Regions from separate parts of the Homo sapiens genome. Here all the other regions are linked to region 1. Evidence: chromatin loops called from intact Hi-C (ENCODE). Cell type or tissue: dorsolateral prefrontal cortex. All regions are shown on one strand.

Region 1 (2,500 bases):
CACAGTCACACATTCTTTCACCAAACATGGCCTCACTCTCACAAAACACTCACAAAAGTACACTGACAGTCACACAGGATCACAAACATGCACTAGAAATCTGAAACACACATATCCAACCTCTCTCTGTGACAAAAAGACACTATCCATACACACACACACACACGCTCGTCTGCTCTGCTGAGTCACCAGTCTTGGGTCTCAGCCTCAGCACGTGTGGGGCCTGCCCTGTGGGAAGCTGTTGAACACAGAGGGAAGGGGAGGTTGCACTGTCCACCTCCTCATTACCATAATGATTGCGTTCAGCATCCTTCATTAGCACACAGGAGCACTAAGGGTTGGAGAGGACGTGCGTCAGCTCTACACACACAGCTGCTCACATCACTTGACATGTGTATTTGCTGGGACACTTGGGAATGAAATGGCTTGTGCAATTTAGTCTCGTGTCAGTCTTCAGCTTTAAGTTTCAAGTGATCCTGCTCTTGCAATAAATACAATGGAGAAAGCAGCTTTTCTTCAAGGACATCTGAAAGCCACGTGAGTACCATTCTTTGATAAACATTCTCATTCCAACTGATGGAACGAAAAGCCAGGAACAGGGTCCCAGGGAGGCCAAAGGGGTTCTCAACTGGGAATGAGGAGCCATGCCTTCAGGACTCTGCTGCGCCCCAACAGCAGGCACAGGAGGCGCAGTCCCAGTCTTTCCCCCATCTTGCCTGCCTTTCCCCCACCTCGCCTGCCTTTCCCCTCTGGAGTGAATGGGGTGAGAGCTCTGCTCAAGCCTCAGCCTCCAGGACACTTCATCATACCAGCTGCCTCAGGCAAATTAAGCACAACAAATGCTGATCTGTTCAGGGCTCCTCCCTGTTTATTGCAAGACTGTGGTTCTCAAACTTGACCTTTTGGGACACTTACAATTACCCTTGACTTCTGATTCTCTCCATGATGATCTAATAATAGCTGAGTATGGATATTCTTTGTCAAGTGAGGTCTCTCCCTCCACATTTGCTTATGGAATCAAGTGACAGTCACCCCATGTTCACTCTGTGCAGATAGCAGGTGATGCCTCCAGTAGAACAGACAGGAAATAGACTAGCAGAGAGAAACTTGCAAGCCAGAGGGCAGCAGAGGCAGCACAGGGCAGAGCTGGACAGTGAGGAAACTGAACATCAGCTGCTGGAGCAGCTGCCGTGAGGGAGCTGGTGGGGTTCATCTCAAGATGCTATGCTGCTGGGGCCGACCATCAGTGGGAGGTCCGATGCTCACCCGGACATAACATGTCCTGTGCACGAGCCGCACTGGAGCTGATGTCCTTTGTTTTAACAAAAGACCAATATTTCAGCCAGAAAAACCAGAGCATGACATTCAAAGACACCAATCAGCAACTGGGGGAATTTGAGAAGATGAACTAAACTCCTGTAACCTCAGTTTTTCTGACTGTGCACCTCACATAAAATGTGATATGGCAAGTGACAGCGGTATTTGTCATGCTTCTATTAAAGGCTCAGGTTTGGGGGTATAATTTACATATCCTAATCAATGAATTAAATACCATAATTGTCTTAGAGCTTAATAAGCTGTCAAAAGTGTGACAAAGAAGTTATGAGTCTTTATTCTAGCCCGTTTATCTGATGCACAATTATACTGAATCTCTGGAAGTCATAAGCAAAGGACCTGTAGTAAGAGACACCTGATCACTTTCCTTCTTCTTTTGACACGGGCTTTGTGCCTGCAGACTCTTTTATGGCCATGGTTCTAAATGATGTCAAATTATGAACTGTCAGAGCTCATATGTTTTTCTGATAAATGTTGAACTTTAACTACCTTTATTACACGAACATAATCAAAAGTAATTGTGCATCTGTTTACTATGGTGAGGGGTAACTGTAGAGCCACAGCTCCATCACGTCATGTCTGCATGCTGAGCTCTCCAACACAGATCAGGCTTTACACACACATGGAATAAGTGAATGCTGAAGGAATGAAATCAACCGTACTCTTGTTATGCTTCACCATCAATTGGGCTCTCATCTGAAAATCACAGACTCCAGAGATCTGCTGGGCTAAACCTTCTGTTTCGTTTTGAGGAGGATGAAATCCGATGGATGGGGTCATCAACCAAGGCCATGGTATGACCAAATGTCTAGAAACCATGGCTGGGGGCCCTGGTGCCATCACATGAGCCAGTGTCTAGAAACCATGTCTGGAGGCCCTGGTACAGCACTCTGCCCCCACCGACTGCATCCTTCTGTGAGTCCTAGGATCTTGGAAAATGTAACTGAGGTAAAATAAGGAGACAAAGGAACCTGATTCTAAAACAACCAGAAATAGTGAAATTGTGTCCTGATCACCTCTCCTGGGTGCAGTAAACACTCCCTGCTCTTACAGCTCGAATGCCCAGCCAGCCTTAGATCTCCTCAGGCTGCCGGGCCTGGGACTGAGGTGGGGTTTTTCCCAAATGTTCCATCCTACTCAGGTGCTCCATGCCCTGGATGAGGAA
Region 2 (2,500 bases), 960 kb after region 1:
TTTCTGTCACCAATTAAAGAAGGAGCAGCAATGTGTAGCTGGGTAACACAAGGTCAACTGCAGTCACCTCCATCACTGTGGAATGTGCTACGTAGTTAATAACTAGTAAAAGTAAGACAAAGAAAAAGCCCTATTTAGACTAAGAAAAAGCCCTATTTAAGCCCTCATTTCAATAGAAAACAAAAATTTAAATGCAAATACAACATAAAAAGATTCATAGATGATAGTTACGATGATAGCACACACCCTTGGGAACTAATATTAAAAACATGCTATCAAGATCACATTTTTTAAGACTGCAAAGGGCATATTCTAAATTTGTTTAATCAATCCTAAATAAAGCTAAGCATATTTTAAAATAGTTACCTGAAGAAGACAGAAAAAAATACCTTTTTAGGAATTGCTCGGATTTCAAGACACCAGGTAAAAATGAACTGGAGAGAACATCCCGCAGGTATATGCTGGGGTAAGGTAGCTCCTTTTCAGGTAAAGACGGGAAAGGGGTTCATGACATAGAAGATGAAGAATAAAATGTTTTACACACTCCCCAAAACACAATTACTGTAGTACTTTACAGCGCATCAAAGTGCAACATGACTTGTGGCAATGTTTATTCAGCCAAAAAAATTCCCCAAAATGAATACAGTAAAAAACTCCACCTTACAAAAACATAAGAAGACTATAAATTCAAGATAGGCCAAATAAAAGAAAGGAAAATTATTTAAAATTAAGGAAATGAAAGCTAAAAAGACAGCAGTACTCCATTAGCATTATTCTTCTCAAAAAATCAATTTAGGACTACTTCAAGATTCTAAGTAAATAATATATTTATATTTTGAAAAATAAATAACTTCTCTTAATTATGGAAAAAGCAATTATTTTATATAATAAATGAGCAAAAACAAACATACTATGAGAAGTAAACATAATAGGAAAAGAATTTTTAAAAATAACCTAGGCCAATGCTTCTCAAAAACTACATTTACACTCAGTTTTCATGTCCACAAATGTCCAATAATTAGAACATCCATTATCTTCTTATTCAGTGCAATTAACATGAAAGTTAAGAAACTACCAATACCAGCGTATGCCTGTGTTCCCAGACCTTGATGCGCAGCTGAGCCCCAGGCATCTGTGCGGCCAACACACAGGACCCTGAACCTTAGAGCCACACTCTCACCATCAGCTCCAGTCCACTGGCCCACAACACCCCAACGTCACAGCATCAGGGCTGTTACCTTTCTTCTTTGTGTCTGCCTTTATTTTCAAAAGGACGCAGTGCTCTCTTTTATCTTCAAGCTGCAGTCTTTGGAGTAGGCTTTGTACCTCAGAATCACTGTTAGGGCAGATCACGCTGAAGGCATCTCCAGGCTGATAGGAAAAGTCTGTATTCTAGAGAAGAGCCAAAATGAAAAAAAAAAAATACATTATACGTGTTACATAGTTTAAGCTGTAGGGTAACAAAAATATAGTTTTCAATATTATGATTTTAATATGTGAACTCAGAAAATAGAATTTCAAAAAAAAAAACACACAATTGTTTTAAAAAATAAGCCCAACTAACCAAATAAACATACTTTCATTATTAGCAGTTACTATTAAAACGAAATCTGGTAGTTACCCAGTGTTTTGCCTTTTATCATACTTAAAGAATGGAAGTCAGACCTTCCTTGTTCTCTACAAAGTAAGGTCCTATGGTGTTTTCAATAACCCATGTAAATATAAAAATCCCTCTTACAAAAACATACATGCACACACACACGAAAACATACATTATGACCAAAAGAAACTAATTATGGTCAAATGCATTGGTTTTCAATTTTCTTCTCCTTACTTTACTCTTTTCCTTTAGGGGACAGGAAAGGGTACTTTATTTCCTTAAGTATAAAACATTACACTATCTGGCTCGATACTGGTTGTGAGCAAACATGGGCTGAAAAAGTCACCACTTCCCAAGTCAAGTCTATTACTAGGCCCATTGCCTCTAAGCCCCAGAGTGATACAGATGCAGGCCAGGGCTCTGGGGAGGAGCCTCTCACAATGACACAAGCTCACATTTCTTGCCAGCAAGGGAGAGAGACTGGACTAAGCACAGACCAACCCTTGCCTCTTTATGACAAAAATGTAAAATACCAGAATAAAAAATATTTTGGTGTACATAGTATTAATATTTATGGATGCAAAACCATCTAGTTTTGACACATTGTATTTTTTTCTGTTAGGAAGTTTGATTAAATCTACACCAACAGCCTTAATGTGCCCTTGCTTTTCTGAAAGAATAACCCACTTAACCTCTCAAGACTTTCATAAAATAAACGGTTGAGCTAAATGACTTTGAAGAGGTACTCAAACACTTATTTTAGGATTATCAGTCAGTTTCTTAACCTAAGGTCAATGGATTCCAGCAGGGTGTGGAGGGTAGGAAGGGGGCCCATGGAGGGGGTGCATCGAGGCACATCTCAGACTAAAACTGTACGTAAATGTTTCTATATACAGTTGG
Region 3 (2,500 bases), 350 kb before region 1:
AACCCGGACTGAGCTCAAAATGCAAATTTACTTAACCAAATAATGTTGCTGTTTCCATACTTAGTCAGAGGGCACTGACCTTCTGAGGGCTCCCATTTATGACTTTCTCTCAGAGCCTGAATTCTAAATTATGGCTTCAGGATTTCATATGTCAGTGCTATGTCAAATTTTTCTCTTTGACCCTTTGAATTTAAAATCTACTTTACATTAAAAGAAAATATGAAGAGTCAGACAGTCACTTTTTATAAAATACTTTGAGTTGATTTTTTTAAAGGATGACAAATAAAACAAATATCTGGGTTAAAACACACACACACACACACACACACACACACACACACACACACACACACACACACACAAACAGCTTTCCCTGCTGCTGGGCAAAGTGACCAGATAAACAGGTCAGGAAGGGAACTGCATGAGGCTGATGAGAGACGCCATCCGTTGGAGAAGGAAGTCTTTTTATTCCAGAATTTGAAAGGTGAAGCAGATAGCTAGCTCTTCAAATTCCCTCTTGCCCCTGTTGCAACTGAGTGAATTAATCCTGGCTGACAGGATTACAAGGTGTTAAATGCTAACTAGCCTGGTTTCTGTACCAAGATGTTTGTTCCTCCACAGGGGAGCCCCATTCACGCTCTGACTTCATCCTTTTGGGATCTTTAAGAGACTGTGGTCTTGAGACCTCTGGAAGCTGTAGGTCACAGCTGCTGCCCAGTCCATAGGGGGAGGTCAGCAGGTGCTGCCGAGCTCTCTGACTGCCTTCTCTCTCTCCCTCCGCTCCCAGGAACAGCATTGCGGCCTCAGCTGTGTGCGTCTTCAACCTGAGCGCCATCGCGCAGGCCTTCTCTGGGCCCTTCAAGTACCAAGAAAACTCGCGCTCGGCCTGGCTACCGTATCCCAACCCAAACCCCCACTTCCAGGTAATTTTCGGGGGGCAAAGGGGCACTGTTGGCATCCCCCATGAAGAATGCAGAAGCCTTGTGTAGACAGGCAAGGGTAATTTAAACCGCGGGTGCATGCACCATGCAGCTGTCTCCCTGGCCCCTCATGGACAGCCCCATACTCTGCTGGCTAATGTCAATAGACCAAGGCCTTTTGTGAACTGTGGCGCCTGGACCCAGAAAGGGCCTTTTGTCAGCTGTGATGCCTGAGACTGGGCGGAAAAAGGCCAGCATTCTGCAGCAGGTTAGGAATCCAGGCTTCAATTAGTACTAATGATGCTGGGCTCTGTGTCCTCAGAATCTCTGATCCCTAATGAATGACATTCTAATGAATGGGGTCCAGGGCACAGAGCAGCAGAGACACACAAACAGGATTAGAGCGCTAATTGGCAAATGTGGTGGGATTCCCTGTTGGGAAGGACAGAATGTGATGCAGGCAGCTGAGGAAAGAAGAGGAGGTGGAGGCCCTTCATCTGTTATCACAAAACTGCAGGAGGTTCAAGCTTCCAGGGCTTTGTGAGTCATCCATCTCCCAGTGTTCAGAAGAAGCTGGGACCCAAAGAGATGAAGCAATTTACTCATGTTTGGTGAGTTGGCAGGTGTATTAGTCAGTTTGGACTACCGTAAGAAAACACCACCGACTGGGTAGCTTAAAAAAGAGGCATTTATTTTCTTACAGTTTTAGAAGCTAGACCTTCAAGACAAAAGCGTGAGCAGGGCCATTTTCAGGTGAGGGCTCTCTCTTCCTGGCTTGCAGGTGGACATCTTGCTGCATTTTCACATGGTGGAGAGACACCTTTGGGGTATCTCTTCCTGTTTTGTAAGGGCACCAGCTCCACTGGACCAGGGCCCCACCCTTATGACCTCACTTACCCTCATTTACTACCATTAAGACCCCATCTCCATATACAGCCACACTGGAGGGTAGGAATTTGGGTGGCTTACAGACATTGGGTCCATAGCAGCAGGCTTCCCTGGAGGGCCTTCTGACAGCTTTCTTAAGATCATCATCATCATTATCACAGCTGTCATTTTTAGCACCAGCAAGTCCCAGACCCTGTGCTAGATGCTTCAGATAGATCAGCTTGCACACTGGTGGCAGTGCTATGGTGGGTAATGCCTTCTCCATGTGCAGGGAAAGACAGTGGGCCTGGGGCAGATCACCTGGCCAGGGCCACACAGCTGATAAGTAGCCAAGTGAGGATTCCAACCTCGGTCCTCAGATGCAAAATCCTAGCCTATTCCAACTAAATGGCCATTAGTTACTATTATTAATCAGTGGTAGAAGTGGGTCCTGTATCTGGGACTCCCAAAACTGGGAGTATGGAAAGGTTCAGTGATTTTATACTTTACTTTGATTTTTGCAAGGACCATTCAATTATGATTGTTTTGAAAGAGTTTTGTGTTTGTTGTTGTCTTTAAGCTTTTGAAGGAGCATGAGATTAAAAATAAGATGGCTGGCTTACATGTCATCTTTCCATGTGCTGCTTTCCTTGAGCAAATTATGTGCATTTTTATCACACATCTATCTATTATGCATCTTTATTGCATATTTC

The links. A loop is a pair of places that touch in the nucleus more often than their neighbours do. Peaks named below come from ENCODE experiments on the same cell type or tissue, not always from the same donor. Only the 100,000 strongest peaks of a DNase experiment are listed, where the experiment ranks them.
Region 2: it touches region 1 in a loop (6-fold over the local background); 3 of 110 quality-filtered maps call a loop at or near these places.
Region 3: it touches region 1 in a loop (2.1-fold over the local background); 2 of 110 quality-filtered maps call a loop at or near these places.

What each region holds. Positions count from the first base shown.
Region 1 is chr5:8,841,755-8,844,254 of GRCh38, reverse strand. The region is part of intron 1 of LINC02199 (long intergenic non-protein coding RNA 2199); the gene reads right to left. It overlaps LOC101929307 (a long non-coding RNA gene), which reads left to right. Exons shown (of 3, transcript XR_007058687.1): 1 at 1-537. Among named protein-coding and RNA genes, the nearest start is that of LINC02199, 3.3 kb to the right of the region's middle. In dorsolateral prefrontal cortex, a CTCF peak has its summit at 1,124; DNase peaks (open chromatin) are centred at 224 and 1,134; H3K4me3 peaks cover 618 bases; H3K27ac peaks cover 2,500 bases.
Region 2 is chr5:7,884,593-7,887,092 of GRCh38, reverse strand. MTRR (5-methyltetrahydrofolate-homocysteine methyltransferase reductase) reads right to left here. Exons shown (of 15, transcript NM_002454.3): 7 at 1,239-1,392; 8 at 390-478. Among named protein-coding and RNA genes, the nearest start is that of MTRR, 17 kb to the right of the region's middle. In dorsolateral prefrontal cortex, a CTCF peak has its summit at 1,532; a DNase peak (open chromatin) is centred at 2,031; H3K27ac peaks cover 2,500 bases.
Region 3 is chr5:9,195,591-9,198,090 of GRCh38, reverse strand. It overlaps SEMA5A (semaphorin 5A), which reads left to right. Exons shown (of 23, transcript NM_003966.3): 10 at 788-923. Among named protein-coding and RNA genes, the nearest start is that of MIR4636, 140 kb to the right of the region's middle. RefSeq lists enhancers at 354-854, 855-1,355. In dorsolateral prefrontal cortex, no CTCF peak of the experiment used is centred here; a DNase peak (open chromatin) is centred at 1,132.